Regions from separate parts of the Homo sapiens genome. Here regions 1 and 2 are each linked to region 3. Evidence: chromatin loops called from intact Hi-C (ENCODE). Cell type or tissue: B cell. All regions are shown on one strand. Each heading gives the region's core, and the rest is flanking DNA. Links, peaks and the distances in the headings are about the cores only.

Evidence for each region. Hi-C counts contacts between places; a loop is a spot of excess contacts. Peaks named below come from ENCODE experiments on the same cell type or tissue, not always from the same donor. Only the 100,000 strongest peaks of a DNase experiment are listed, where the experiment ranks them.
Region 1: a loop joins it to region 3, with 7 times the contacts of the local background. A loop is called at or near these places in 26 of 110 quality-filtered maps.
Region 2: it touches region 3 in a loop (2.7-fold over the local background); 2 of 110 quality-filtered maps call a loop at or near these places.

The regions. Positions count from the first base shown.
Region 1 is chr3:122,570,276-122,581,259 of GRCh38, forward strand. DTX3L (deltex E3 ubiquitin ligase 3L) reads left to right here. Exons shown (of 5, transcript NM_138287.3): 4 at 180-397; 5 at 1,403-4,928. The coding sequence ends at 1,472. It overlaps PARP15 (poly(ADP-ribose) polymerase family member 15), which reads left to right and starts at 7,375. Exons shown (of 12, transcript NM_001113523.3): 1 at 7,375-7,578. The coding sequence starts at 7,393. RefSeq lists enhancers at 5,758-5,807, 7,342-7,621 and a silencer at 7,682-7,731. In B cell, for the core only: no CTCF peak of the experiment used is centred there; DNase peaks (open chromatin) are centred at 6,086, 7,436, 8,206 and 8,836; H3K4me3 peaks cover 3,755 bases; H3K27ac peaks cover 4,543 bases.
Region 2 is chr3:122,614,272-122,625,255 of GRCh38, forward strand. PARP15 (poly(ADP-ribose) polymerase family member 15) reads left to right here. Exons shown (of 12, transcript NM_001113523.3): 5 at 1,508-1,586; 6 at 2,744-2,893; 7 at 5,510-5,572; 8 at 7,173-7,340. Among named protein-coding and RNA genes, the nearest start is that of PARP15, 42 kb to the left of the region's middle. In B cell, for the core only: no CTCF peak of the experiment used is centred there; a DNase peak (open chromatin) is centred at 3,210; H3K27ac peaks cover 4,262 bases.
Region 3 is chr3:122,694,253-122,705,236 of GRCh38, forward strand. It overlaps PARP14 (poly(ADP-ribose) polymerase family member 14), which reads left to right. Exons shown (of 17, transcript NM_017554.3): 5 at 1,174-1,410; 6 at 5,138-7,383; 7 at 9,490-9,726; 8 at 10,275-10,496. Among named protein-coding and RNA genes, the nearest start is that of PARP14, 19 kb to the left of the region's middle. RefSeq lists an enhancer at 6,838-7,338. In B cell, for the core only: no CTCF peak of the experiment used is centred there; a DNase peak (open chromatin) is centred at 4,179; H3K4me3 peaks cover 2,717 bases; H3K27ac peaks cover 5,000 bases.

The sequences.
Region 1 (10,984 bases), core at 4,050-9,049, 120 kb before region 3:
CAGTGTTTCCAGCATGAATTCAAGGAAAGAGGAGAAATATGAGTTATTGGGAATATGAGCATAACTTCAATACCTTTCTTGCTTTTGATTTGCTTTATCTACAAATGAACACATCTATACCTATAGTAAAAATTAGACAGGGCACTCTTTTCACATGACATTTTCTTGTTCTCACACAGGAAGAACACCCAAACCCAGGAAAGAGATACCCTGGAATACAGCGAACTGCATACTTGCCTGATAATAAGGAAGGAAGGAAGGTTTTGAAACTGCTTTATAGGGCCTTTGACCAAAAGCTGATTTTTACAGTGGGGTACTCTCGCGTATTAGGAGTCTCAGATGTCATCACTTGGAATGATATTCACCACAAAACATCCCGGTTTGGAGGACCAGAAATGTGAGATCCTTTTGGGATGTAATGGCTGCTCAACAGAGTATAGGGATTATGAAATACGGCAATTTCTGGATGTGGATATAAGTAGACTCTATAGCAGTGGAATTGGTGTTTTGAGAGCTGCTGATCGGGGATGGTAATCTCAAAGACAGAAAGATTGGTCCCCATCAACTTCTACCCTGCCAGCTATAAAGTACTATGGAGTTATTTAAATTTTGCACCAAAGGACAGGGGGCTTTTGAATCCGAGATGAATACTATATAAGCTGATTTAATTTGAGGCGTTGTGTCTATCTGAAGGCTAGATGCTCGGAATGTCACTTTGCTTCCTTTTAAGGTCACCTTTCTTTTTCACCCCTTCCCCCACCAGTCCACAGAGAACCTGAAATCACTTGGCCAATAATATTCTAGAAAAAGTCTAAGTTGTGAGGAGACTATTGGTAGAAACTGTATTATACGAAATCCAATTGTTCTTTATGAAACCCAAATAGGATTCCTCAGACCCTTGGCACTAAAGAAAAAATATATACCCTGAGACTTTTCCAAAACCTTAAATTTGAAAATCCTACTAGCATGTGATTACGATGCCCCCCTAAAACACAGTATATTATTATATTTTTAGGAGAGTCACTACTTACCATAAACTGAAAAATTTTAAGAATTAACATAGACATGAAGCCTCAAAGTAAATCAACGTATTACTATTCATCTTGGATTCTCAAACCCCCTGCCCTTTGATGCGAAATGTAATAAATACATCATATTAATACTTTGTAGTTGGCAGGGTAGAAGCCAGCTTGAAAGGCAGATGCTGGCCAGACAGCTAGGCTCACTCGCTAGCGAAATGACTCGCATCTGCGAATTTAAAAGTCATGATACGTCATCCACCTTCAGGATTACTTGTGAATGTTTGCAACACTGGATATTAATTAAATCCTTAAATGCTGGATATCTATTGCACATATCCGAACAATTTGTGGTGACACTAAAGGAATTTTTGTTTCTTCAGGTATGGCTATCCTGATCCTTCTTACCTGAAACGTGTCAAAGAGGAGCTGAAAGCCAAAGGAATTGAGTAAGACAACTGCTGGAAGATGTCTTAAATCAAGCTTTCAAAAAAATATATTTTAGGAGGCTGATTTAATGCCAGTCTAAATCCTTATGTAGAAAGGACTTTGAAATTTTTCTTCTCAAGAAATGGTTTGTATAAGAATAACAATCTGCTAGTCTGTCATTTCTGGAGTGATACTTTTTTTTTTGAGACGGAGTCTGCTCTGTCGCTCGCGCTGGAGTGCAGTGGCATGATCTCGGCTCACTGCAAGCTCCGCCTCCCAGGTTCATGCCATTCTCCTACCTCAGCCTCCCGAGTAGCTGGGACTACAGGCGCCCACCACCATGCCCGGCTAATTTTTGTTTTTGTATTTTTAGTAGAGACAGGGTTTCACTGTGTTAGCCAGGATGGTCTCGATCTCCTGACCTCGTGATCCGCCCGCCTCAGCCTTCCAAAGTGTTGGGATTATAGGCGTGAGCCACCGCGCCCAGCCCTGGAGTGATACTTTTTATGGAAGACAAAAGCCCCCCAAATCTGTGTAAAATCTGCTGCAAAGGTGTCATCCCTCTTGTGTCATCACTGGGGTTAGAGGTGGGTCCGAAATAATCTTCTGTGTCCTTCAGTTGGACTCTCGGCTGCCAATTGATCTCTTTTTCATTGCCATCTCTGGGGTGGTTCTTTGGTTTTTTGTGTGTTTTCCCCTTCATCTCTACCTGTGAAAGTGAAATTCTATTGTAAATGGGAGGAAAAAGGGTTGGTTGTGAAAAATTAAAGACCCACATTCTGCTTTCTTACTCATGGTAAGAAAAGTGGCCATGAGTAGAGATTGGGCAAGCATTGGTAATAAATGGAATAAGACTATTATTATTATTATTTGAGATGGAGTCTCACTCTGTCACCCAGGCTGGAATGCAGTGGTGTGATCTTGGCTCACTGCAACCTCCACTTCCCGGGTTCAAGCGATTCTCCTGCCTCAGCCTCCTGAGTAGCTGGGATTACAGGTGTGTGCCTCCACACCCGGCTAATTTTTTGTATTTTTAGTAGAGACGGGGTTTTGCCATGTTGGCCAGGCTGGTTTCAAACTCCTGAGCTCAAATGATCCTCCTGCCTTGGCCTCCCAAAGTGCTGGAATTACAGGCATGAGCCACCACACCCACACAAGACTATCATTTTTAATGACCAAGAGCCTAGTATATAGTTGGTGCCTGTCTTAGTCTGTTTGTGTTGCTATAAAAGAACACCTGAGACTGGGTAATTGATAAAGAAAAAGGTTTGTTTGGCTCACAATTTTGCTGGCTAGAAGGTTGGGCATCCGGTGAAAGCCTCAGGCTGCTTCCATTCATAGCAAAGGGCAGCCAGTGTGTGCAGAAATCAAATGACAGAGAGGAAGTGAGAGAGAGAGGTGTCGGGGAGGTGCCAGGCTCTTTTTAACAAGCAGTTCTTCAGGAACTAAGAGTGAGTCACTCCCATGAGAACAGCACCAAGCCATTCATGGGGGAATCTGCCCCCATGACCCAGACCCCTCCCGTTAGGCTTCACCTCCAACACTGAGGATCAAATTTCAACATGAGATTTGGAGGAGGTCAAACAAACTAAACTGTAGCAGTGTTTCATAAAATTGTTTGCCTGACTCAGGTTGCTAGTAAGCCAGCAGAGGGATATTTGCCTCCTAAATCTTTGGCAGAGGCAGGAGTAAGGAAGCCATTTCTGGAGTCCTTGCTACTAATTTGGAAAACTGAGCTTCTTTCTTTCATTGCTTTTTCCCTTAAGAGACAAGTCCTTACTATATTGCCCTGTCTCTCAAGGGAAGACATCAAGACTGGACTTGAACTCCTGGGCTCAAGCCATCCCCCAACCTTGGCCTCTCGAGTAGATGGGATTATAGGCATGTGCCACGGTGCCTGACTTGAGTTTCTTATTCTAGAACACTTGGAGCCTGAACTCTGACCAGGCCCCTCACTTGAGCCTTTGCTTTCTGCTCCTTGTAAACTGCCATATTGGGTGCACTTGCCCTGCCACAGTAATGCTATATATTTCTGAGCATTGTTTTTCTCTAGATAATTTTATATTTTTGAGTATACCCCACTTCCAAGTGTTTTTTGTTTTGTTTTGCTTTGTTTTTGTTGTTGTTGTTTTGAGACAGGGTCTCACTGTGTCCCCCAGGCTGGAGTGCAGTGGCACAATGACGACTCACTGCAGCCTCAACCTCCTGGGGCCAAGTGATCCTCCCACCTCAGCCTCTCAAGTGGCTGGGACCACAGAAGTGCACCACCATGCCTGGCTTTTTTTTTTTTTTTTGGTCGAGATGGGGTGTCCCTGTGTTGCCCAGACTGGTCTTGAACTCCTGGACTCAAGGGATCCTCCTGTCTTGGGCTCCCAAAGTGTTGGGATTACAGGCGTGAGTGACCATGCCTAGCTCACTTCCAGGTTTAACAGACAAAATAAACTTACTCTAGTTTCCATCTCTATCATTTTATAATAACCGTAGCCCACATTGTAGTAGTTTTTCAGCTCTTTACTAAGTCCCACCAATTCATGTTTTCACCCTTAAAATCTTTCTCACTGATACTCTCTCTGGACAGAAAAAAGGTGAAATAAGCCTACTATAAGGAATATATGACATGCTAAATTTTATTTTTAAACGGTTCTTCAAGTCAGATTAAAGTAATAATAGCAAATTATGTGATTATCCATGTCCCAGCCTCTCTCCAAAAAAATAGTAAACAAGATGTCTTCTTCTTTTCCCAAAGATACACATACACACATGTACAAATTTTTTTATCAGATAATAATAGCTAATATTTAATGAGTACTTACCTTAGTTTGTCCCCTTTACAACAGCTTTACATCTGTGTGATTGATACAGTTCATATTCCCATTTTATAACTGAGAAAACTGGTGCACAGAGAGGATAAGCAACTTGCCAAAGGTCACACAGTTAATAAGTGGAAATGCTGGGGTATGAACCAGGTAGTCTGCCCCCATAGCTCTGCCCCCCAGAGCTGTACTGTCTCCCATGAGGGTACTTCTCCATGGAGCAGCCTGAGGCGATCCCTTTATTCTGGGCTTCTCTCAGAAATGGATTCCCACACAGTATTCAAAGCAAATTTCCCCAGAGGAAATCCTATTGGAAGAACTTAAAAACTCAGAATCTTTTTCTTTGTCCAGAGAGTTGAGGAAGCTTAAGCTAAATGATACATGTTTTTAAAAAAAAATCAGATTATAAATTTAGTTTTTGGTGATTCATTAAATTCTTTACTATTATAGTTATTTTCTAGCTGTTCATCTTTTAGCTAAATTTGTTCCAAAGAAGCAAAAGTTTGGTTTCTACTAAGTTCTGGATTCTGGATGGGAGATTGCACTGTGTGTGACATGCAAGTTTCATGGTGTGGGAGATTGCAGAGCATTTGGGTTACTGCTTTTACTCTTTGGAAGCTGTTATCATCTGTATCTGCTTTAAATAAAGTTAAAGATTTGGAACAAATTGTGTTCTTTCCCTTGCTTCTTTTTTTTTCCTTTAGGTTGAGATTCTGGGTGTTTCCTACAACACACACAGCATACAGTTGTATAACATGTGCATGGAGATCTTTGGTTGATTTTGTGTGTAGCTGCTTCCTAAATATGATCACAGTACAACTTAACTACTCTTGACTTCACTGCTGTTACTTTTGGCTGTAAAAATCACATTTCTCAGTATTTTTTCCTTATAACATATAGGTTATAAAGATAAAAGTAGGCTGCAGATATCATCTCTTCTCTCCTGGAGAGAGTATATACAATACCCTATCAAACTATATTTGCCCTCTCCTTGCTTCTTGAGGTTCTGTTTCACCTCTCCAACATTGGTGCTGAAGTACCCAGACAGGTCATTGAGCACTATTAGATCAGGGGCACCCTTCTCTCCAAAGAAAAAATAAAATAAAAGAATAATACATATTTGATGCTTCCCTGAAAATAGCATCAAAGTAATCATTAGGAGAAAAATAAGATCTTTATTGGACTTCCTTACACTTACCGTAATAGTTTAGTGTTTACAAAAATTATCCAGGCATGGTGGTACACATCTGTAATCCCAGCTATTCCGGAGGCTGAGGCATGAGAATTGCTTGAACCCAGGAGGCAGAGGTTGCAGTAGGCTGGGATCAGGCCACTGCACTCCAGCCTGGGCAACAGAGCGAGACTCTGTCTCAAAAAAAAAAAAAAATGTTTAGTACTGTTTTTGGTTTGATTTCCATACAGAAGTTAGGTGCTATTTCCTTTTTTATCGATTGGGTCATTTTTATTGATCAGATCTAAAACATAGAGCTTGATGCAAAGATTAAGATATTAATAATTTTGGAGGTCCAAGCCCAAGGACAAACAAAAAGAGAAGTGAGGCAAAGTAAGATGTAATGTAACGCGGTGCTAGGGGTTATCACCCTGGTTACTGCTTCACAATGAACCTGATGTTGCTGGTCTGGGAATTACATTTAGAGATCCACTGGCCTAGAAAATAGAGTTTAAACTCAGCAGCATGGCCGTTAGCGATTGCTCATGCCACTTTGCATACTTTGTGCTCCTTCCTCACCACCAAGTCCCTAGGGTTCAGTCACACCAGACTACAAGATTTTCCAAAGCACAGTCTATGCTTTCATTCATGTGATCTTTGTTCTGTGTAATCCACCCCCATCGCTGCTCTCTGCATGACAGATGATGAAAAAGGGAACTCTGAAGAGAGAGAGGGAGAGAGAGACACACCTCATTCTCATTCTTCACCTGATTTTCCTCTTAGAAAGTCCCCTACTCATCATGCAAGGTCTTACTGAAATGCCACTACTATAGAAACTTTTCTCCAATCTTGTCTCTAAATTACAACGAACCACTGATTTCTGTTATCCTAATACTTTATATGTATCTCAATGCAAATACGATACCAAAACCTTTTACCCTGCTCTCTGCCTTGGAGGTGGTACTGAGGGCTGACCTCTAAGTACCACATCAGCTCCATTCTCTGATTACTCATTGGGTTCTGCAGTGGGAGGTACCAGCACGAGATTGGAAGGCACACGGAGAGAGTACTTGGGATGCTTATACTCCCCTGGCTGTCTTCCGAAAGCAGTCATGGGTTCTACCTGCTGGCACTTGGTATAGCTCTTACCAAGTTCAGGAGATGCCCCCTCCCTTGCCCCTTCAGCCTAGATGGTAAGGGGAGGAGGCTACTTCACCATCTCTCAATGGTTTCCTTAACCCTTTGCCCACACCTGTGTAAATAATTTCTTTATTAAATTATCTTCAATTATTAATTTTGAGTATACCATCTGTATACTGCCAGGACTTTTCGTGATACACCAGGTAACAGTATTAATCTATGTTTTATTTCTCCACCTCCTACTTCACCCCTCACTCCAAAGAGAGGGGATCTGTGTCTAATTCATCTTTATAATCTTAACACAGTGCCAGGCATATCAAAGGCCTTCAATACGCGTTGATTGAATTAAATAATGCCCTGTTGGGCCAGAGGGGAACCTGACTCCAGCCCTGGCTTAGGGAGCACAGGAGAGAACCCAGTGTATTTTTCTAAATATGGGTGTGTAGGGAGAATTGGGGGGAAAGGAGTGGGATGCCCAACAGAAAAGGAAAGGAATACTGATTCCTGTGTTTTAATGTGCCAGGCATTCTACAGACTTTATCTCATTTAATCTTCATTATAATAACATGAAATAGTTATGGCTGTGCCCACTGTACAGATGCTATTGACTGAGGCTACATAACTAATAAAATTGCAGACCTCAGGATTTTGACCCAGGATTTGTCTGGCAGTAACGTCTGTCCCAAAGGGCGACACAATCCTGAGGCAGCTGTTCGCAAACTCGAGGCCTCAATCTTTGACGGAAGCGGTTTTCAGAGAAAAGAAGTTCGAGGCACAAGCCTGTTGGGTGGGGCGCAACTGCAGTCCCAGCGAGCTGAGGATGGCTGCGCCAGGCCCCCTTCCTGCCGCTGCTCTGAGTCCAGGGGCTCCGACCCCCAGAGAACTTATGCACGGAGTTGCAGGTGTTACTTCCAGAGCCGGACGAGATCGGGAGGCGGGGAGCGTGCTGCCGGCCGGGAACCGTGGGGCGCGGAAGGCCTCCCGGCGCTCTTCCTCCCGGAGTATGGTGAGGAGCGCGGGGGACGGGTGCGGGAAGGGGACAGCAGGGCTGAGCCTGGGGCCCGCAAGACCCAGCAGCCCGAGCGGGCGCAGAGACCCCACGCCACGCACAACCCTCTCTTCTAGGGGGCGCCGACTACACTGACTTCCCTGTTCCGGAAGAGGGGGATGCGTGCTGCTTCTTTTTCCTTAGCATTTCTGGTGGTTTTTTTTTTTTTTCCCTTAAAATTTAAAAGTTCTTTATAAAGTTTGAAAGGATATGAGTCCTTTATTCGTGATATGTGTTATGAATATGTCCTCCCAATTTATTTTTTGTTTTTTGAGTTTGCTTATGGGGGGCTTTTGTTTCTCTTTGCCATGCAAATATTTTAAATTTTGTGTGGCAAGACTTACCAGTCTTTTATTTTATGACGTCTAGACTTTTAGTCATATTTTAATATATGACTTTTAGTCATACTCTTCCCTACACCCAAGTTATAGAAGAGTTCACTCATGCTTGCTTCTAGTACTTGAACTGATGTATTTTTTACATTTAGATCTATAATACATTTGGAGTGTGTTATTGTGTGTGGTTTGAGGAGTGAATCTAATTATTTTTTTTCAAATGGGTATCAAGTGTCCCAACACCATTTATTATAAAGGTCGTCACTGTCCCAGTAACTTGAGATACCAGCTTTATCATGTACTAGACTTTCATATGTGGTTCGGGTATTTCTGGACCTTCTATTTTCATCCATTGACCCGTTTATTCATCTGCTTTAGAGAGGCTTTGCTGTATGTTTTAATGTCAGGGCTAGTCTTCCTAGAGAGTGCTTCCTTGTCACTATTTTCCTAGCTATTCTTGTTGTTTATTTTTCCTTATGAACTTTTCTGATGTATGATCAGTTTAAAAAAAAAAAAGAAAAGCTCTTTGGAATTTTTATTGGGATTGCATTAAATTAATAAATTACAGAGAGCTGATATCTTTAGGTGGTGTTGACATGGTCTAACCTACTGTGCTGTGAAAGATTGAAAATTTGAGTATGTAATGTATATGATATTAAATTGTGAATTGGTGGGACATATGTAACAGCTTTTCAACAATTGTAGATACTGGTACTTCATATCCTCTTAAGGAAAATTTGCCTCCAAATTTTAAGCTGGAAAGTCACTAGAATAACTTTTAAAAACAATTACAATACATGACTTTTTAAACTTTTTTGTGTGTGTATGTTAAGAATAGTGTACAAATTGAAATATCTGTGTACTGATCCTCGACACAACCAATGAAATCTCCATTATGAAGGAATGTTTTGAAGCACATAGAAAAGGAAGCGAAACAAAGGATGCCTTTTCATTGTTTAAGTCTATTTTTGTGTCTTTAAAGAAGGTTTATAGTTATCTTCACATAAAACATTTCAATTTTTCTTTTTTCTCAATATTATATATGAGGTTTACTCATTCGCTATGTTGTCTATTTACGTGTATGTATGCTTTGATGTTTTCTTTCATTTTAAAAATTAAGGTGTAATTTACAGACAGCTTTTCTATATTTAGAAAATTCATACTTTTTAGTGTATACTTCTGTGAGTTTTGACAAATGTTTACCAGTATAATGAAGATATAAAAGAGTTTTCTACCAGTTTCTTTGTCTTCAACCTCTTCACTCAAGATGAGCTCCTGGCAACCACTAGGGTCATCTTTTGGTCCCTGTAGTTCCAGAACGTCATGTACATGAAATCATTCAGCAGAGAGTCTTTGGAGCCTTAGGTATCACTAATTTGCTACTGCTTTCTATTAATAGTTAAATTTCATTGTGGTCAGAAAACATATTTTTCATTATTTGAATTCTTTAAAATCTATGTATTGAGGGCCGGTCGCGGTGGCTCACGCCTGTAATCCCAGCACTTTGGGAGGCCAAGGTAGGTGGATCACTTGAGGTCAGGAGTTCAAGATCAGCCTGGCGAACATGGTGAAACCTCGTCTCTACTAAAAATACAAAAATTAGCCAGGCATGGTGGCACACACCTGTAGTCCCAGCTACTCAAGAGGCTGAGGTAGGAGAATTGCTGGAACCTGGGAGGCAGAGGTTGCAGTGAGCTGAGATTGCGCCACTGCACTCCAGCCTGGGTGACAGAGCAAGACTCTGTCTGAACAACAACAGCAACTATATGTATATATATATATATATATATATATATATATATATATGCACGCGCGCACACACACACACAGAGACATTTGTCTTATGGACACAATATGATCTATCTTGGTAAATTTCCAAGCACACTTGAAAACAAAGTACATTCTCTCATTGGATAGAGTGTTCTATAAATGTCAATTAGGTGGAGTTGGTTGTTGTTCAAGTCCTCATGTCCTTACTGATTTTATGTCTACTTGTTCTATCAATTATTTAGAGAGGATGATGAAATCTCCAACTATAATTGTGGATTTGTTTATTTTCTCCTCGGAGTTCTCTCAATTTTGCTTCATATATTTTGAAGCTCTGTTATTAGGAATAAAATGTTTAGGATTATTTCCTCTTGATGAATTGGTTCATTTGTCATTATGAAATGACATTTTTACCCTTGATAATATTTGCACTGAAATCTACCAAGTTTCTTTTTCTTTTATTTTTAAAAATAATGATAAAATGCATATAACATCAGATTTACCGTCTTAACCATTTTTAAGTATACAGTTCAGTAGTGTTAGGTGTGTTTACATTGTTGCATAGGCAATCTTCAGAACTTTTTCATCTTGCAAAACTGAAACAGTATGTGTTTGTCTTTTTGGGACTGACATTTCACTTAGCATAATGTCTTCCGGGTTCATCCATGTGATAGCATGTGTCAGAATTTCCTTCCTTTTTAAGGCTGAATAATATTTTATACGTATATATAAACATATTTTGTTTATACATTCACCAACTGATGGATTTGGGTTGCTTCCACCTTTTGGCTATTGTGACTAATAATAATGAACTTGGGCTAATAATAATGACTGTACAAATACAGTCATGCTCTGCATAATGAAGTTCAGTCAGTGACCGACCATGTAAACCATGCTGGTCCTGGAAGATTATAATACTGTGTTTTTACTGTACCTTTTCTATATTTAGATATGTTTAATACACAAATCCCATTGTGTTACCATTGCCTGTAGTATTCAGTATGTTAACATGCTGTATAGATTTGTAGCCTAGGAGCAATAGACTATACCATATAGCCTAAGTGTATAGTAGGCTATACCATCTAGGTTTGTGTAAGTACACTCTATGGTGTTCACACAATGACAGAATTGCCTAATAACACATTTATCAGACTGTATCCCCATCATTAAGTGACAGATTACTGTATCTCTTCAAGATCCTGTTTTCAATTCTTTTGTATTTATATCCAGAACTGGGATTGCTGGATCATATGGTAATCCTA
Region 2 (10,984 bases), core at 1,134-6,133, 81 kb before region 3:
AGTCATTACCCAACTTTAAGGACTGACAAGCAATTGCTACAACTTACTAACATCACCACTTAAACTGGATCAAAGATAATTTTGTTTTTTAAGTTCTTAGTTATACTTACCCATTCTGGATGGAAGTGTGGTCTTTCCAGAGATGTTTCCCAGAGTTCCCCAGAAACACTCCAAAGTATTGCATGATGTAGTTTGTAAGCAAATTTATCCATAGGAAATAATAATAATATTTTAAAAAACAACATTTACCCCCAAAGGTTCTTAGTTTTTTTCCCCCGGTAAATATAAAATATCCAGAGACATATTTTTTTGCTCAAAGATAAACTGGGGGAAATTATTATTAGCAAACTGTTCGTGATATCTGTGTCCTTGTTGAGTTCACAATAACATCTGCCCTTTATTGGGGTGACATCTTCAGTAGCAATCTGGAAAGTAACTGCCCCAAATTTCATTGTTAACCAAGAATTAGAAACATGGACTGGTGCAGTGGCTCACGCCTATAATCCCAGCACTTTGGGAGGCTGAGGCAGGGGGATTGCTTGAGTCCAGGAGTTCAAAACCAGCCTGTGCCACATGGCAAAACCTCATCTCTACAAAAAATACAAAAAATTAGCCGGGCGTGGTGGTGTACATCTGTAGTCCCAGCTACTTGGGAGGCTGAGGTGGGAGGATCAGTTGAGTCCAGGGGGTTGAGGCTGCAGTGAGTCAAGATCATGCCACTGCACTCCAGCCTGGGCAACAGAATGAGACTCTGTCTGCAAAAAAAAAAAAAAAAGAAAAGAAAAGAAAAGAAAGAAAGAAAGAGAAAAAGAAAAAGTAGAAACAGTCCCAAAGATACCTGAAAAGAAAGAAAATGGATGAAGACAACCCAAGTGAAACTTTATAACTCTACTCTGTCGCCCATTGCTCAATTTTATCACTCACACGACCAAAATGCCTTTTTGTTTTTTCCATTTCTAAACAAAACTTCAATGTCTGAGGTTTTCTAACGTGGATTTTCGTGTTTTCATTCAGGAGGCTTTGGCTGGACCTAAGAGATGAAGCATACTGTATGTATTTGTTGTTAATCAACCCCAGAATGTACCTAACAGCCAAAGATGCCAAGGAACGTTGTTGCCCTGCCCCCTGCTCACCTACAAATACTCTACACTTCCCTCAGCCTATTGGATGTAGGAGATTAGAATTATGGGGCTTCAAAAGAGGAGGGATAACGATAGTGGTCACAAAAAAGGCATGTGACTTCCTGCAGAGCCACAGTCAGCACCCCTGCTGACATACTTGCCTGGACAGTGTTAGTTTACTCACAAAGTAAAGCAAATCAGCACTGCTATTTGTGGAGAAAATTCCTAGGTTGAACCGCAATCCTTTAAGAAGTCTCTGAGGGAAGAGGAAATATTTTGAGAACTATTGTTATCAACTCTTTGATATCTGATGATCAATGCTCCAAAGAATTGGATTAATATTTTTACACAATATTGTTGTAGTCAGTAACTGTTTCTATTTCCAGGCATTTTTAGATGAATTCACTAACTGGTCAAGAATAAATCCCAACAAGGCCAGGATTCCCATGGCAGGAGATACCCAAGGTCTGGTAAAGTCGTTCTGCTAAGGAAATATTTCCTTTTGCTGAGCAACTCTTCAGTGGTAGTTGAAGTCCAGTAGAAGTAGGCAAAGCTAATTCACATGAAGAACAAATCTGTGATGGGGGAGGTGTTAGAGCATGTCCCATTGTCTGGGCACACAAAGAAGCAATCGCATATTAACATGAACCAAATTAATGGTAATGAAACCAGAGTTTCTAAGAAATGGTAATAAAATAATAACTAAACCGTGCCTGGCACACTATACTTTACTGATTGCTTTCATATATAGTATATTATTTAACGTGTACAATGGCCCCGTGGCAGGTGGTTCTGTTGCCACTGTATAAACGTTGAAAGGTAGATCTAAAGGGTTTAAGGGATGAGCTGAAGTGGCACAGCTAAGTTGTAAGCCTCAGAGTGTGGAGTGGAGAGTAATATGCCAACAGGTTAAAGGTAACTTCCTCTGAGCAGTCTTTTTTTTTTTTTTTTTTTTGAGATGGAGTCTTGCTCTGTCACCCAGGATGGAGTGCAGTGGCGTGATCTTGGCTCACTACAAACCCCGCCTCCTGGGTTCAAGCAATCCTCCTGCTTCAGTCTCCCGAGTAGCTGGGATGACAGGTGTGCACCACCACACCCAGCTAATTTTTCTGTATTTTTAGTAAACACACGGTTTCACCATGTTGACCAAGCTGGTCTCGAACTCCTAACCTCAAGTGATCCTCCCACCTCAGCCTCCCAAAGTGCTGGGATTTTGGAGCAGCCTTTATATTGCTACACCTGTGGTAATAAAAGACCCTCCTAGCAGTGTTGTCTGCAAGAAAGGACAGTGCCCTTTTCACACTCCCTTTTTTTTCTCACTCCTCTCTCTTGACACCCCAGCAGCTCTTGCCAGTAAACAGACTGACACTATCGGATATTTCTGCCTTATCCTATGTAACTCAGAAAATGTAGATATGCTTACTGTCACAAAGCGTTATTTTCTAATTTCCTTTAAAAAGAAAACCAAGCTGTTTAAGAGGCCAGGAGATGTGGCAATATTTCGGTTTATGTTGGGGGAAAAGAAAGAGGGCTGAGCTGGGAAGAGAATAGGGCCCCAAGATGAGTGCTGTTCCTCCAGAAGCTGAGCCAGCCCATTCTTTACCTATTTTCTTTCTTTTCAGGTGTGGTCGGGACTGTCTCTAAGCCTTGTTTCACAGCATATGAAATGAAAATCGGTGCAATTACTTTTCAGGTTGCTACTGGAGATATAGCCACTGAACAGGTAGATGTTATTGTAAACTCAACAGCAAGGACATTTAATCGGAAATCAGGTACTTTATTTAAGCAATATATTGTAATTATTAGTATGACTAATTTCTGGAAGGGAAATTGTGGCTAATATTTGCCCTGAGTGGACAGAGAGTGTTGTAGAAAATATGTGGTCTCTGAACTCAGGAAGACGTGGGTTGAATCCCAGCTATGCCACTTAGCAATGTGTAGCTGTGGACAAGTCACTTAACCTCTCTGAGTGTCAGTTTCTTTGCCTGTCAAACACCTATTTCCCAGGAGAGGATTAGATGGGGTGTTAACTGATATAAAGGTGGAGTTTAACTGACGCATTGTACTTAGTGTCAGCTCTCAACTGTTGAATTTCCACAAGTATAGTTTAGTACCTCTAAGTTCCTCTATTTTTACTTTCCTGTTTATGTAACCTACTTGGCATTTAGAACTCACCTTCGGTAGCTCTTCTCTTCTCTGCATTACACTGACCGAGAAATGAAACGCAACCGTTTTTCTTTATTTTCCGTGACATGTTTGACTCCCATTATAGTAACACATTCGGGCAGGCCCTCCCCTCATATGTCTATTAATTTATAACTTATACACATACACTCAACCTTTTTGGGTTTTTTGAGGCGGAGTCTCACTCTGTCGCCCAGGCTGGAATGCAGTGGTGCAATCTTGGCTCACTGCAACCTCTGCCTCCCGGGTTCAAGTGATTCTCATGCCTTAGCCTCCTGAGTAGCTGGGACTACAGGCATGTGCCACCCCCTAATTTATTTATTTATTTATTTTTTAGTAGAGATGGGGTTTTGCCATGTTGGCCAAGCTGGTCTGGAACTCCTGACCTCAGGTGATCTGCCTGTCTTGGCCTCCCTAAGTGCTGGGATTACAGGTGTGAGCCACCATGCCCAGCCCTCTTAAACTTTTGTATATTATAAAATGTTGACTTTTAAATTAAAAGGGTAAAATAAAACGGAAATAGAATTTAAATATTTTCTAAGTTGAAAAATATTATGGAACTTACCATGCAGAAGTGAATCTGTAGAATATCCATTTAATTCATTGGTCATTCCATTTTTCAGTCATTTAAAATGTAGACATAAAGAACATTTGGTTATTTGAAACATGCTAAGTTGAATCTATGCATTTATCCCTGTCCCCTTTTGGAATTCCATTATGTATTACAGTATACAGTTGTATACTGTAAAGGAATGAAAAGGATATAAACACACAAGAAAAAAGAACGTTGGAAGGAAAACAACTATGAACAAAAGATAACAAATTTTTAGACGATGGGGAGCTGCTAGCCAAGGGTGGTAACTGCCATGGAGTAGAGAAAATTTAGTACCTGCAGGCGAGAAGAGTAGCCCCAGAGACACAGGAATTAGAGGCTGCTGGTATCTGGGAAGGCAGGGGGCAAGTACAGAGATGAAAATAAGATTGAATGAAATTCCAGATCAGTAGCAGTTAGACTACTTGATTGGATCCTCCATCCTATACAGCAGTAACTTTCCTTGCTCTTCCCTGGCCAGAGATGGGAGGTTTATTCTCTAGAGAAACAGAACCAGAGGGATTTTGGACTTAGGGCACCAGGCATAGGTGAGATGAGGAGCTAGGCTGAAAACTGTTTAAGAGAACATCTGTGGACCAAACATCGAGTGCCCAGCCCCTCTCCTGCATGGATCCCAGAGCAGCAGACAGGAGGTGCTGCCTGCTCGCCTTACACTGAAGCCCGCTGGTCAACAAGCCTTCTTGCATAGAGCTTCTAAGCTCACTCTTAAATAGGAATGGACTGGTGAAGATCACTTGACATTTGAGGAAAATCTTCACAGCAAAGACAGAGACCAGAACAAACAAATTGAAAAGAGATTTTTTTAAAAAGAGACATTTTATAACACATATATAATCAAGGATATAGAGATATAGATATCTTCATAATGATAAAACAACTAACATTCATTCAATATTTTCTGCATGCCGGCTTCTGTGCTAAGCATTTTTCATCCATTATCTCTTTTAATGTACAAATAACCCTGTGAGGGAAGTGCCATATTAGCCTCTGTGTAACAGATGAGGAACTTATTAGTCACATACTAGCTAGTAAATACTGGAGTCAACTTCAACCCAATTTGTCAAAATGCAAAGTCCATATTTTTAACGACTCGACCCAGCTGTCATTAGACTTGACCAAAGTGGTGAAGCTACGACTTTGACTGGAAGATTCACTGGAGTGAAACCAGCTGTTTAACTGAGCAGGGCAGGGAATCAAAGAACTTAGTAAAGTGCTTGATTTTATTACAGTTTTGAGATCCATGCTTCTCAGTATCAGAACTTTTATTTTTATAGTTTCATTCGTTTTTACAAAATAATAAGGGTAGAATGCAAAAAATTTCAAATAACTGCAAAAACAGTCCTGTATAAATAGAGAAGGTAAAGTTGCAGACGCCAGCCTTTCAGCTCCTGGGCACTTCCATGGCACTGAGATCAGACTGTTCATCAGCCACTGGGTGGAGGTTGCTATAGAAAGAGCAGTTGGTCGGGCGTGGGGGTGGTCAATGGATTATGCACAAAAGGGTGAGTTGAGCAGAAGTCTAATGTACAAAAACTATAACCACTTATTGAATTCTAACTGATGCCTTTTACCATTAACATGTCTTATTTAGGTGTGTCAAGAGCTATTTTAGAAGGTGCTGGACAAGCTGTGGAAAGTGAATGTGCTGTACTAGGTATGGGCACATGTTACTTTTGACTACAAACTTGAAAATCAGAGGGCTGAGATTACAGTGAGAGGATGTACAGGAGGACTGGAGGTGGAGTAAGTAGCGAGCAAAACTTTGCAAGAAGGTTGGTTCACTGGAAGAGCAGGCAGAGGTGGTGGAACTTGGAGGCTATGGGGGAGAGGTTCTTCATCCCACCATCTCATCTGTCTCTTACTTCCTGAGTAGTAAAAAGAACCCAGGCCTGGGTCCTAATAATCCAGGCTCTGCCATTTACTGAGCGATCCTAGGCACGTCATCTAACTGCTAAGAGCTTTGCTTCTCTCATCAGTAGGAAAGTTCTACTAATAAGTAGTGTGGGAAAGCTGTGCCACAGGTGGTTTTGAGGATCAGAAGGAACAATTAATGTGAAAAGTTCTGTAAACTGTGAAGTGCTGTACAAACTTTCCCCAAACTTGTTCTACTTCTTCCAGCACAACTGCATATAGCCAACTTCTAATCCTTTTATGAATGAGTGTGGACTTTGAGTGGGGAACCTAAGGTAGTGATTATAAACTGTTTGTCCTTCAAAATATCCCTTGCAGAGTAGGGTAGACACTCAGCTATGAGTATGCTTTCAAGAAGTCATAGAGCACCATGTTTGACAATGTATTCCCACAACCGACCTGCTACAATGCCTGAAACTCCTATCTTAGTAGCTGTCCTCTGATTAAGAAATTTCTCTGGAGTGAATACAGTTCTGGAGTGACAGCAAAGGAAGGTAATATTTGATTACTAACATGAGGACGTTAGCAGGTGTTTGAGTACTGGGAGAGCTCGCTGTGCCTGGGAGGCAGGAGCAGAGGATGAAGGTGGGCTGGACAAGCTGGAAAAGCCTGAGGAGGCTGCCTGGGAGGGGAGGGTGGGAGGGACACCCGAGGGGCCCTAGGGAGTGCCTGGTCATGGGTGCTCCTCAGGAGGGCAGGATGGGATGGGCAGGGATCCACTCTCCTCCTCCCTTTTGCTGGCCCCAGCCTTACTCAGAGCAGTCTGAACCAAAGAAGCAGTGCCTTAAAATGGCCCTCATAATTTCCATGTGCTCAAGAGCTCTAGGGTCCTGAGCCAAGGAGAAGTTTTCATCCTTTCACACCTCTGTGCCACAGAGTACGTTGCTTTTATCTCCTTCAAAATTAATGTGGCTGAATGTGCATAGAAATTGCTCTTCTGGGACAGCAGAGTGGGGGTTAAGAGCTATGGAGACTGGCTGCTTGGGTTCGAGTCCTAGGCAATCTTTAGCTACTGACCTTACCTCTCTCTGTGGCTGTTTCATGTGTGTAATGGGGAAAACAGTACCTGCCTCATAGGCTTGTTTTGAGGATTGAGCAGATTGATGCAGATAAAGTACTTTTGAACAGCACCCCAAATACTCAACAGTGTATTTGTTGAGCTCGAGAATTCTGATTGTAAAGAAAATGTGGTTGTCACAGTCCAGTGAATGAAACCAACAAGCTCGAGTGAGACTGGGCTTCACAGCCTTCACGGATGTCAGCTGTTTTCATTTCTCAAAAATCAAAGTGTTGCCTCCAGTAATTAATGGGCTGCATGTTTGTTTTTCTTTCCTTTTTTTCAGCTGCACAGCCTCACAGAGATTTTATAATTACACCAGGTGGATGCTTAAAGTGCAAAATAATAATTCATGTTCCTGGGGGAAAAGATGTCAGGAAAACGGTCACCAGTGTTCTAGAAGAGTGTGAACAGAGGAAGTACACATCGGTTTCCCTTCCAGCCATTGGAACAGGTTTGCAGCTTATCATTCTATAATAAAATTTGAGTGATACAAATTCCTTTAGAATTAGTCTCACTCTTAAGCAGATCAGTGCTGAATCCATCTGAAAGTGGGAACAATGATGTAAATCAGAGAGGGAGCCATCTTTTAGATCTGGAGGGCACCACCAGCTACTGGGCCGAAGCCTCTTTCCTCCATCTTTCTTCTTTATTTTTTCAAGACAGAGTCTCACTCTGTTGCCCAGGCTGGAGTGCAGTGGTGTAATCTCAGCTCACTGCAACCTCCTCCTCCCAGGCTCACGCAATCCTCCCACTTCAGCCTCCCAAATAGCTAGGACCACAGGTGTGTACCACCATGCCTGGCAAATATTTGTATTTTTTATGGAGACAGCGTTTCCCCATGTTGCCCACGCTGGTCTCAAACTCCTAGGCTCAAGCAATCCGCCTGCCTCAGCCTCCCTAAGTGCTGGGATTACAGGCATGGGCCACTGTGCCCACCCCTTTCTTCTTTATTTTATGTTCCCTAAGTATCTTTCCAAGTTTGGTCCTTAACTTCATAGTTTTCTCACTCTTCATTTTTTCTCCTTGGGGGATTCATTCAGTCTCATGTCTGGTAACATTTCTGCATTGACTCCCAAATCAGCATTTCTCATTCTCTCCAGGATCTCCTCTGGGGGAGTTTTCTATTACCAGAAACTTCATTACATCAGAATCCAAACTCATGATCCTCTCTTGAAAACAGACACTCCTCTTGAGCTCCTGGGCTTTCTCGTTTCCTCCTTTGGTGGTGCCATGACGCTCCCAGCTGCCCTGGCCTGCCATCCTTGCTTTGTTGTGTCCCCAGACACCCACAGTCAGCAAGTCCTGCTGAATCTTCTTCCAGAGAGTTGTTGAATTCCAGCCTTTCTTTTTGTTTCCAAACTCTTCAGACCTCCCCCATCTGGTTTACTTCAGCATCTCCCAGCCGGCTCCTCATTTGTGCATTCATTCATTGAATTGAAATGCCGTTACCTAGGCTCTGTGCAAGGCACTGGGGAGAAAATCATGAGTAAGATGCAGTCACTCCCCATGAGCAACAAACTCAGGTTTGTCCTGCTCACAGTTTCTAGGAACGCTTTCCTCATCTCTGTCATATCATCCAGTCATTTGCTCTTCTTAGTTGACAGTGCTACTGGTCACTCACTTCCTGATTCATTCACATCCATGTCCCCTGTCACTCTCATGGAAGTGAGGGCTTCTTATTTGGGAAGTATTAATAGTATGTAGCCACAGATTACCATTAATCTAAGAGAGTTTTTCAGCAATTAAATTCCTGGTCTTACAGCCACCACCATCATTTTAGCTCAACTCTGTAGACTTCCTTCCTCTTCCCAGATTAAAACAGAATGCTCCTGCAGGTATCCCAGGTCCCTCTCGTATGAACCCCAGGGCACCCTGCAATGTTTGCAGTACATTCTTCCTGGCTTCCACACACCGATAACCTTTTGTTATAACCTTTTGCTATCGGCGGTAATGAGGCCAATAGGGAAGCCAGGGGGAACGTGCTGCAGGCATTTTGTTACCACTTTTTGTTTCTTTTATTCATGCATTTCTCCCGATCTGGAGCTTCTCCCACACCATCTGGCAAATTACAGCTCTCACAAACCCAAATTGTTTTGTTCCCATCACCCAGGGCAAGCACTCTGCTACTTGGCACTGGGCAAACAGAGTGGAGTAAGCTCTGGCCCCTTCAGGAATTCATGATTTTGGAACAGATGCAAGACATTGTAACCAAGAATGATACCCAATGCAGAGGTCACAGGTGTAGGTGTGTTCAGCCACATAGTGGGAAGGGTTGCAACTGGATAGGTGGAATGAGCCTGTCAAGGGACTGCATACAGAAAGAGAAGAGGGCTGAGACCAGAACAGTGAGAAATGCCCACAGGTAGATTGTGGCAGGGAAAGGGCAGAAAAGTCAGCAAAAGAACCAACCAATAATCGTAAGTGTTGGAGGAGAGTAAGTGCAAAGCCCCAGAGGAGGAAGTGGGAGGCCATGAAATGCTTGTGCCACACCTCTTCGACTGTGAATACATTGTGAGATCCTCAAAAGGGAAGGACCAGATCTTTATGTCTTCTCTGCCCCGTGTTGAGTGAAGAATCATTGCCCATTAAATTTTGTTGAATGGAGGAATGAATAACAGGTGATTTTGATGATGCCTTCAGAGATGCTCATGGATGTTCTCTTCCCCATTGATTTCAACGGACATTTTTGGAATGTTTCTCAGACCTGGCTCAGGGGCTCACGCCTGTAATCCTAGCACTTTGCGGGGCTGAGGCGGGTGGATCACTTGATTGCTTGAGGTCAGGAGTTCGAGACCAGCCTGGCCAACATGTTGAAACCCTGTCTCTACTAAAATAGAAAAATTAGCCAGGCGTGGTGGCGGACACCTCTAGTCTCAGCTACTCAGGAGGCTGAGGTGGGAGAATCACTTGAATTCGGGAGGCAGAGGTTGCAGTGAGCTGAGATTGCACCACTGCACTCCAGCATGGGCAACAAAGTGAGACTCTATCTCGGAAAAAAAAAAAGAAAGAAAGAAAAAATAAATGCTTACTAGACGCAGTCTATTTTGAGTACCACTAAACTCCTATGAAGTAGCTGGAATAGCTACATTAGTTGTATTAGTAATATTAATAATTGCTAAGATTTATTGAGTCCTTACTGTACGTTCTAGGTGTTTTACATGTCAAAGCTCATGTATTCCTCACAGTAACCTTATATAGGGTGATCAATTCTTTCGAGTTTGACCAGGACTTTCCTGGTTTTAACACAGAAAGTCCCATGTTGCAGGCAGCCTCTCTGCTCTGGGGAAACTGGGAGGGTTGGTCTTCATACCTGTGACATGGAAACTATTAGCAAAGACAAGTTTATTGTGAAGATAATGAAGCTTAAGTGATCAGACTTCACTTGCACAGGCTTTTTAAAAGATCCTGAGAGGAGCCCTAATAATGTCTTCACCTGGTTATATGACTTAGTAAAATTTCAAAAGTAGGATATTTTAACCATCATGAATTAAGACCACTGTTTCCCCCACTTTGACGTCTCATACTTCCCCTTGCACTGAGTGATGCTGGGGTGGCTGTAAACATTTATGCGATACAGCTAAGGAAAGTTGCGTTAGGAATCTAATTTTCAGCATTTTAAAAGATACACTTTGTTGTGGTTTCTTTTCTGATTCTAAATATTCACCATTATACATAATTGTATACTTATTCTTTTTCTGAGATATGTAAATTTCAAAACCTGGATCCATCCTATACTCTGTGTCCCCATTTTGTAGATGAGGAACTTGAGGGTAGGTTCAACCTAGCAACAGAGCTAGGTTCAAAGCCATGCAGCCTGGTCCCAAATCCTGCACAAATTTTACCATTACTTTTTTTTTTTACTATTACATTTTTTTACCATTATTATATTCTTAATTACTCTATTCTTACCTACCATATTCTTATCCCTATTACCTTCTATTATTACCCCCAATTTCTAGCTGAGCAAACTGAAGTGTAGAGGTGTTATAGGTTGAGTGTGTCTCTCCAAAATTCATATGTTGAAGTCCTAACCCTGGTACCTCAGATTTAGAGATAGGGTTTTGTTTGTTGTTGTTGTTGTTCTTTGTTTGTTTT
Region 3 (10,984 bases), core at 2,196-7,195:
TCCAGAATATATTCCATCTGCTTGACATAGATCTTTCCCTATCCATCTGGTAAACCCCTCTTCATTGTTCAAAACCCAGATCAGAGCCACTTACTCTGGGAACCATTGTCTGATTCCCAGTATTAGTCTTCCCACCTCATTTGATCCCACAATAGGCAATTTATTTGCTCTCAAGACTTGCTCCCACATGGATGATGCACTGGCAAAGATTTGTTATATTTATTTCTGTATCCTCAGATCCTAGCACAGTGCCTGGCACATCGTGGGCCCACCATCAATACTTATTATTATTATTATTTTAAGATAGAGTCTTGCTCTGTCGCCCAGGCTGGAATGCAATGCAGTGGCGTGATCTCAGCTCACTACAAGTGATTCTCCTGCCTCAACTTCCTGAGTAGCTGGGACTACAGGCGCGCACAACCATGCCTGGCTAATTTTCGTATTTTTAGTAGAGACGGAGTTTCACTATGTTGGCCAGGCTTTTCTCGAACTCCTGATCTCAGGTGATCCGCCTGCCTTGGCTTCCCAGAGTGCTTAGATTACAGGCATGAACCACCACGCCCGGCCAATACTTATTATTAAAGAGACAATTGAGTTGAGTCCTAAAAGATGAATAGGATCAAGACAAAAACTAGAGAAGAGCATTCCAAATGCAGGAAATTGTATACACAAAGACCCTTTCAAGGAGAAGGGGTTTTACAAAAATAATGACTAGTTTTTGTGGCAACACGGACAATAAAATGAATGGCAGGGAATAACCGAAGGTGATGCTTGGAAATTAGTTTCGAGTCACATCACCAAGGGCATTGTACACCTGGCTGAGGAGTGTCAACGCTCATACCTGCAGGTAATGGGGAGCCATTGAAGGGCTTGAGAAAGGGGTGAAATGAGATTTGTAGGGAAAACCCTCAGGAGGGTTGGTGAGGTCTGGGGCAGGAAGTGGGGACACAGCTCAGTGGCAGCAATCCAAGTAAGACATTCGTGTGTGTGTCGCCCAGCGACTGGGAGTTTTAGGTATGTAAATTCTCATGTAGGTATTAAAATCTTGTGTCTAAAAATGGAGTGCTTAGCTCTTCCTTTTATTTCAATTAGTAGCCAGACATTTTCTTCTATACAACATAAAGATACAATAAAAATTTACTGATTTTCTTTCTTTTTTTTTTTGGTTTGTAGATACTATAAGATTTGTTGATGATTGTACCAAGCACCATTCAATTAAACAACTTCAGCTTTCTCCAAGACTTCTGGAAGTGACAAACACAATCAGGGTTGAAAACCTGCCACCTGGTGCTGATGACTACAGTTTAAAACTTTTCTTTGAAAATCCCTATAATGGAGGGGGAAGAGTTGCCAATGTTGAATATTTTCCTGAAGAGAGTTCAGCTCTGATTGAATTTTTTGACAGAAAAGGTAATATTTATTAACCTGTCATACCTGGCATAATCTAGGCCATTATTAGCAGAGCTTAATAGTTATAAATTTAGTTCTGATGTGTTTTATTTGTTTATTTATGTATTTCTTTGGGAATTGAATAAATAATCCTGTTCATCTGCGATATGATGCTTAATAAGGCCAGTGATTCAGACTTTAGAGAAGCAAAATCAAGTTTTTGAAAGATATAAGGAGGTTTTTTCATGAGTCTCTACCTATGATGGGCTGAAAAATATATTCTTGGGATCTTTGAAATAATATATTAAAAAGGAGATGATCTGTGTTTTAGCCACACACTTGATAGAAGCTCTCAAATTAATTATGACAAGGTTAGGTAAAGAAATACTCAGCAACTCATAGAGTTCCTATAAAGTACCACTCCTTTCACCTATTGTATCATCATTCAAAAATGGACAGGAGTGGTTTCACATGACCAGTGGATGCCTGCTGGACTATTGTTTGGAGTGACCCTGTGAAACCCATGTCTAGCTGAACCTTAGAGAAACACTTCTGAGTGTTTTGTGATATAGACTGCCAGTTCTCTGAGGCATATGCAAGGTCAGCTTGGAGGTTCCACTTGTGTTCAGAAGTCAAGGCTGAGCAGAAGGAATTAGGGGGCCAGGCTTCTTGGGAAAAGAAGGAAAACTGTGCCTGGGATTAATCAGGGTGGGGCATGACATAGGATAATGTGGTATGCCACCCACTTGAGAGAAGTTGTTTCAACAAGGTACTTGAAGGAACCTCCCTTTTCCCAACTCAGTTTTCATGTGTTGGGAAAACTGGATGAAAGTATGGTTTGAATTAAAATGGAATGAAAGACCTACTATTCCTTGGGCAAAGGGACAAAGAGGAGCTTCTGTCACATATTCAAATCTCCCTCTGCCTGGTCTTGGGCCCAGGGAGAGAGAGGGGTACATAAAATCCTCTACCCTAGAAATTAACCTCCCAGTTTGTGGTGAGAGTTGATATTTTCAGGGCTTTCAAACATCTTTAGGGCATGGGGCTGTTGGGTTTGTCCTCAGAAGGGCTATTCTGCACATATACAACTAATGTTAAGTACTATTTAATTAAGGTTTATTTTCTGCCAGAGCTATTCATGTAAACTCTATGAGGCACTCTCAAAGGTTCCCTTTCTCCCTGATCTCTTTGCACCATCTAACTTTTTTGACCACACCTCCTCCTCCAAACTCACTCATTCTCTGTCCTCCACCATCTGTGATTTACTGACTTTCTTTTATGTTCTCTAGCTTCTCCTTTTTATTTTTTATTTTCATTTTATTATGTATTTGAGACAGGGTCTCACTGTCTCTCAGGCTGGAGTGCAGTGGCATGATCATGGCTCACTGCAGCATCAGCCTCCCCAGGCTCAGGTGATCCTTCCACCTCAGCCTCCAGAGTAGCTGGGAGTACAGGTGCATGCCACCATACCCAGCTAATATATTGTATTTTTAGTAGAGATGGAGTTTCGCCATGTTTCCCAGTCTGGTCTTGAACTCCTGGGCTCAAGCAATACTCCCTCCTTTGCCTCCTAAAGTGCTGGGATTATAGGCGTGAGTCACTGCACCCAGCTTAGCTTCTCCTTCTTTTAATTTTAACTTACATTTGCATAGCTTCGCAGGTTATTACCAAGTGCATTCAGACAGTCTTATGGGCATCTTGATTGTTATAATCCCTGTTTTGCACATGACGAAACTGAAGCACAGAAAGGTCCAATAACTTGCCCAAGATTACACAGCTAGTGAGTGACATAGTCAGGATTTGAACTTGGGTATTCTGGTCCCATAACATATACCCTAACTTCTCTCCTCTTTCCAAATCTCCTGTTCACCTATAACGTTAATTTTTCTTATAGGATATTTCACCATTCACAATGGGTTGCCAATAATGAGGCAGATGGTAGATAGAGCTTGGTTTAAAAGAGAATTTATTGTACAATATTGTGTTTTATGTAGATTTCTTGAAAGGAAAAAATTAGGCATTTTACTGTAAAATTATTTGGTTCAACTTCACAAAATCTGTTTTATTTCTTAAGAGAATTTTCATTGAACACCTATGTCTGTAAGATCTTTTGCTGTTTTTTCTGCTACAGTATCTCACAATCCCATTAATAATCTGCACAGTTAGATAAACTTTGTCCTTACAGACAAGAAAAGCAGGATGGAGACTTTAAGGCATATTAAGGTGACATCTGTGATGGTTCTTGAGTCAGACAGACCTGAGTTTGATTCCTGGCCTTGGTGCTTACTAGCTTTGTAATCTTGGCCGAGTTACTTTAACCCACCTAAGCCTCTGTGTTCTTATCTGTAAAATGGGGTTCACATTACTGGTTACTTAGAGGAATGCTGTGAGGTTGAAATGAAATAATACCAGCAAAGAGCCTGGTGCCTGATGGTGCTCAGTAAGTTGGTAATCATAAATACTGCCCAGGCTCAGGGCTGCCACAGAGCCATGTTGAAGCTATAAAGCTCAGGGCTGCCACAGGGAAGTTGAAGCTATATGTTTGGGCCTCTGAAGGCCACTGCTTTTCCCTCATGCTTGATACCAGCTCTAGGACCCAATCATACACAAGGTGAAGTTATTTTTAACATCTTTCCACAAAGGTTGCTCTTTTAACCCAAGTTGTTATTGGAGCACATTCTGATTCCCTTTCTGCAGATGCTCTGCTTAATAACTTACACAAAACGAGGAGGGGCTTGGAAGAGAAGAGCATGCACATGCACACACATGCAAACACACCCAGTGAAGTGGAAAAGGGAGATTCCAGCAGGGCCAGGAGGAGGTGTGGTTCTTACTGAATCATAGTCTGTGGGGCTGGGCTCTCAGAGGACAGTGATGATAACTTGGATTTGGTAGAGGGGCAAGAGGATGGGCGTTGGGGTTGGACAACCACTGAATCTCAGCTGAATTATCTGCAGTCTATGTAACCCTATCCAAGTTATCTAACCTTTCCTAGCCTCAGTTTTAGTAGGATGATAATAATAATGTCTCTACCTCAAATGGTTGTTGTGAGGATGAAATGAATTAAATATATGTAAAGCACTCAGAATAGTGTGTGACACATGCTAAGCTATAATAATTTATTATTATGCTCCTCCTTTTTGAGGTATTAATGTTAATCTAAGTCAACTTTGAAGCCTAAAATTATAGGACTGTACAAGAAGAACAAATAGCATAATACTAAGGTGAGCTTCACTTTGAGCACCAAAATATTTTTTATACTTTGAGCACCAAAATATTTTTTATACTAGGGCAAACATTATTCTCACGATTGTGACCAAACTCATGTATTTCTTAACATGATGGTGATATATCAGTAATATCAGGAAAACAGTAAACAGAATTTAATTAACAAGATTTCAACATAGATGGATCTTGGCTAGAAAGTAATTATTCCATTCAATAAGGGATACCTGTGCACTGCTAACACATATCAGTTTATATTTGAGCACTTTGAGAGTATATTGCTTTTTAATACGCTGTAACATCAAAATTCTACCAACATTAGTTTTTTTTACTCTAAAATGGGAAGATTTTGTTTTGTTTTTCTTTGCCACATATCATCTTGGTCTTACATTGTTTTATTTCTTTCCTTTAAGTGTTAGAAAAACATTAGATTTTTTTTTCTCTAAAATAGGAAAATTTTGTTTTGTTTTTATTTGCCATATATCATCCTGGGCTTACATTATTTTACTTCTTTCCTTTTAAGTGTTAGACACCATCATGGCCACAAAACTCGACTTCAATAAAATGCCACTTTCTGTGTTCCCATACTATGCCTCATTGGGCACAGCCTTGTATGGAAAGGAGAAGCCTCTGATCAAGCTTCCAGCACCATTTGAAGAGTCACTAGATCTTCCCTTATGGAAGTTCTTACAGAAAAAGAATCACCTCATTGAGGAGATAAACGATGAAATGAGGCGTTGTCACTGTGAGCTCACGTGGTCCCAACTCAGTGGTAAAGTTACCATCAGACCAGCAGCCACCTTAGTCAATGAAGGAAGACCGAGAATCAAGACCTGGCAGGCAGATACTTCCACAACACTCTCTAGCATCAGGTCTAAATATAAAGTCAACCCAATTAAAGTGGATCCAACAATGTGGGACACCATAAAAAATGATGTGAAAGATGACAGGATTTTGATTGAGTTTGATACACTTAAGGAGATGGTAATCTTAGCAGGGAAATCAGAGGATGTCCAAAGCATTGAGGTACAAGTCAGGGAGTTAATAGAAAGCACTACTCAAAAAATTAAAAGGGAAGAGCAAAGTTTGAAGGAAAAAATGATCATTTCTCCAGGCAGGTATTTTCTTTTGTGTCACAGCAGTCTACTGGACCATTTACTCACGGAGTGCCCAGAGATAGAGATTTGTTACGATAGAGTCACTCAACACTTGTGCTTGAAAGGACCTAGTGCAGATGTGTATAAAGCAAAGTGTGAAATCCAGGAAAAGGTGTACACCATGGCTCAGAAAAACATTCAGGTTTCTCCTGAGATTTTTCAGTTTTTGCAACAGGTAAACTGGAAAGAATTCTCTAAGTGTCTTTTCATAGCACAGAAGATTCTTGCACTTTATGAGCTAGAGGGTACAACTGTTCTCTTAACCAGCTGTTCTTCTGAAGCCCTGTTAGAAGCAGAAAAGCAAATGCTCAGTGCCTTAAATTATAAGCGCATTGAAGTTGAGAACAAAGAAGTTCTTCATGGCAAGAAATGGAAAGGGCTCACTCACAATTTGCTTAAGAAACAAAATTCCTCCCCAAACACTGTAATCATCAATGAGTTAACTTCAGAAACCACAGCTGAAGTCATCATTACAGGCTGTGTAAAAGAAGTAAATGAAACCTATAAATTGCTTTTTAACTTCGTTGAACAAAACATGAAAATAGAGAGACTGGTTGAAGTAAAGCCTTCCTTAGTTATTGACTATTTAAAGACAGAAAAGAAGCTATTCTGGCCAAAGATAAAGAAGGTAAATGTGCAGGTAAGTTTCAATCCTGAGAACAAACAAAAAGGCATTTTACTAACTGGCTCAAAGACCGAAGTACTGAAGGCAGTGGACATTGTCAAGCAAGTCTGGGATTCAGTCTGTGTTAAAAGTGTCCATACTGATAAGCCAGGAGCCAAGCAGTTCTTCCAGGATAAAGCACGGTTTTATCAAAGTGAGATCAAACGGTTGTTTGGTTGTTACATTGAACTACAGGAGAATGAAGTAATGAAGGAGGGAGGCAGCCCCGCTGGGCAGAAGTGCTTCTCTCGGACAGTCTTGGCCCCTGGCGTTGTGCTGATTGTGCAGCAGGGTGACTTGGCACGGCTTCCTGTCGATGTGGTGGTGAATGCATCTAATGAGGACCTTAAGCATTATGGTGGCCTGGCCGCTGCGCTCTCAAAAGCAGCTGGCCCTGAGCTCCAGGCCGACTGTGACCAGATAGTGAAGAGAGAGGGCAGACTCCTACCGGGCAATGCCACCATCTCCAAGGCAGGAAAGCTGCCCTACCACCACGTGATCCATGCAGTGGGGCCCCGCTGGAGCGGATATGAGGCCCCGAGGTGTGTGTACCTATTAAGGAGAGCTGTGCAACTCAGTCTCTGTCTAGCCGAAAAATACAAGTACCGATCCATAGCCATCCCAGCTATTAGTTCTGGAGTCTTTGGCTTTCCCTTAGGCCGATGCGTGGAGACCATTGTTTCTGCCATCAAGGAAAACTTCCAATTCAAGAAGGATGGACACTGCTTGAAAGAAATCTACCTTGTGGATGTATCTGAGAAGACTGTTGAGGCCTTTGCAGAAGCTGTGAAAACTGTATTTAAAGCCACCCTGCCAGATACAGCTGCCCCGCCAGGTTTACCACCAGCAGCAGCGGGGCCTGGGAAAACATCATGGGAAAAAGGAAGCCTGGTGTCCCCGGGAGGCCTGCAGATGCTGTTGGTGAAAGAGGGTGTGCAGAATGCTAAGGTGAGTGTCGCTTTTACAGAACACCACCAGGGCACTGTGACTTTACTTAGTCAGTGGCTCTCTCATGGAGGGCTGAAGAAAGATAAGGACCAAGGTGAGAATCAAGGGAGAGAATCCCATGCCTTCCACCCCTGCCTTGAAACAATTTTCCTTAGATAATTGGGCTTCTTACCAAATCATTTACTAATAGAGATCGGCCAATTATTTGTGAGAACTGAAAGGGTATAGAGGTCAGATTGCTAGATTTCCAGTAGATGTAAAACTCCATAATATCACACGTTTAGACAGTTCTCTATACCTTACACCTGCCGTGTTTTGGTAAATCTAAGACTAATTTCCTAATTTACTGACAGCAGATACAGAACAATCAGAGCATAGGGTATGCAGAGGACAGGAATCTTGTCAATGATGCTGAGCAAGAGTGAGCTTGGGGCCAGAGTCTAAGGGGCCATCAGCGCCCAACACCAGTGAGGAAGTGAAAAGTGGACCTGAGGAAGTTACAGGTGCCAGGCAATATGTGGGGACAATTCTTGTAGGCTGCAGGGGCATGGCAGGGGTTGGAGGGAGGCTAATATGTTTCTTTTTCTTTTTATTTTTTTGAGGCAGGGTCTCTCTCTGTCATCCAGGCTGGAGTGCAGTGGCACCATCTCGGCTCACTGCAACCTCCGCCCCCTGGGTTCAAGTGATTCTCCCACCTCAGCCTCCCGAGTAGCTGGGACTACAGGTGCATGCCACCACGCCTGGCTAATTTTTGTATTTTTTTTGGTAGAGATGGGGTTTCACCATGTTGGCCAGGCTGGTCTTGAACTCCTGACCTCGGGTGATCCGCCTGCTTCAGCCTCCCAAAGTGCTGGGATTAGAGGCGTGAGCCATCATGTCCAGCCAGCACTGTGCTGTTTTTGACATGCATGTTCTCATTCACTGCCATGCGGCAGATTCTAGGATTATTATTATTCTCACTTTACAGATGAGGGAGTGAGACTTAAAGGGGTTAGGTAATTTGCCCACATCCCCCAACTAGCAAATGGTAGAGCCAGGATTGGAATTTGTTCAGGCTCTTAACCATTGCACTCTTTCAAAATGTTAAAAATAATGTTGTGTCTCATTTTAAAAAATTAAATAAAAACTCTTTGGACCAAGCATCAGTTATGGGAATGAATTTCATTCCTTGTCTCTTTTGACACCAAATATCAAGACATTCTTTCCCAGCTAGGCATGGTGGCTCATACCTGTAGTCCTTACTACTCGGAATGCTGAGGTGGGAGGATCACTTGAACCCTAGGAGTTTGAGGCTGCAGTGAACTATGATCATGCCACTGCCCTCCAGCCTGGGTGGACAGAGCAAGACCCTCTCTCTTAAAAAAAAAAAAAAAAACAAAAAAAAAAAACAAAAAACAAAAAACAGTCATAGTTTGCTTTCCTTTCACTCCCATAGATGCTTAGCTTCCATGGCTGTAATAACTGCTCTGCATTACTCCTTAGTGACCCAGGCAGGGCAGCTTTGAAAATCACTTGGTTACATTCCCTCTCCTCTGTTCTCTTGACCTCTCTAATCTAGCCCGATTAATCTGCTCACATTCACTGATGAAAAAGCTTCCGGGGCTGCTCCCTTTCTGTCAGGGAGTCCAGATGTCTTGGCACTCGAGGTGGGCCCCCTAGTTTACCCCCAGTGTAACATTTCTAGCCTGGAGCATACCATTTTGCTGCAGAAGCTCTCTCAGATCAAATTAATCTGTTCACAGCTCACAACCCACCATGCCTATGTTCATGCTGCTCCCTGTCTTGCTCTGCCTGCTGAAATTCTTCCCATTTCTCAAACCCCACATTGCCCATGGTATCTTCACTAGTTACTGAAACAGCTTTCTCTGGACTCCTTCAGTGATGCCATACCATTCATAGATTACTTTTTGACTGCTCTCTTTTTTTCCTAAGTGTCACTTCAATAAGTATTTAGTCACACTTTGTCTTATGTTGATATTTCAATCACTGAAACCGTAGTCATCTTAGTTGTCTCCAATTGTGCCAAGCCCAGTGCCTCAAATATAGTAATCATTGATGAATGCTTTTTGTTAAAATTTGAAACAAATTTTTGGTTTTGTCTTTAAGACCGATGTTGTTGTCAACTCCGTTCCCTTGGATCTCGTGCTTAGTAGAGGGCCTCTTTCTAAGTCCCTCTTGGAAAAAGCTGGACCAGAGCTCCAGGAGGAATTGGACACAGTTGGACAAGGGGTGGCTGTCAGCATGGGCACAGTGCTCAAAACCAGCAGCTGGAATCTGGACTGTCGCTATGTGCTTCACGTGGTAGCTCCGGAGTGGAGAAATGGTAGCACATCTTCACTCAAGGTTGGGCCTGGTTTTGAATTCTCCATGAAGTTGGGTAGCCCTTTGGGTTCTCCTTTTAGTAGCATATTAATTGGACATAGATTGGGCCTTGTCTGTTTCTCTTCCATAATAATCACTCTTTTGGCAGATTCCATCATGTGGCCATTTCTTTCAGCTGTAGCTGACTTCTCCTGAGGACTAGTTAATACTATAAATGGATTATTGTGCTCAATAATTATTGGAGCTCAGGGAAGGGTTACTGAAGATAATATTATTGCTTGCTTAGTGAAGAAAGCCAGAGGAGGGTGTGAAGAATGGAAGAGAATGAAGGAAAAGAACAGTAGTTGCTTTGCTTCTTTCCTTCATTGTGAATGTGTTTAAGTCTCTCGCATTCTCTTTTCCTTTTCCTTGCCTTCTCCTGTATTTTTCTTTCCTCTTCTGATTGCCCTTAATCAGTGTTGACAGCAAAAAGGAGTATTCAAGTTCACAAAGTTGCTAAATTCTTGTCCTTTTTGTTCTAACTCCCATTTCTAGACAAGATGTATAAGGATGTGCTTTGTGCGTTTCAGATAATGGAAGACATAATCAGAGAATGTATGGAGATCACTGAGAGCTTGTCCTTAAAATCAATTGCATTTCCAGCAATAGGAACAGGAAACTTGGGATTTCCTAAAAACATATTCGCTGAATTAATCATTTCAGAGGTGTTCAAATTTAGTAGCAAGAATCAGCTGAAAACTTTACAAGAGGTTCACTTTCTGCTGCACCCGAGTGATCATGAAAATATTCAGGTACAGTGCCACTAATTTCTGATTATTTTGGCAACTGAGACCTAGTGTTTTTTCAAATGTCTTTTTGGTCTAACAGGATACTTTTTTCATTCATTTCCCCATTCAGGAAAGTAAGAAGGTAGTTTATACTTGTAGTTGTAGTTGTAGCATGACAAATTTTAAGAAAAGTTACAGATGTAGAAAAAATTTAACTTCCTATTCAGGAAAATTTTGAACATATCCAAAAGTAGACATAATAGTATAATGCAGTCCCTTGTACCTATCACTGAACTTCAACAGTTATCAACCTATGGCCAATATGTTTCATCTCTATCTTCATCTATTTCCCTTCCTTCTATATTCTTTTGAAGCAAATCTCAGACATATCATTTTATCCATAAACAATTCAACATTTATTTTAAACAATAACAATTCTTTTTAAAAAAGTAACATAACCACAATATTGTATCACACCTAAAATAAATGGACAATAATTCCTTTAACCAATT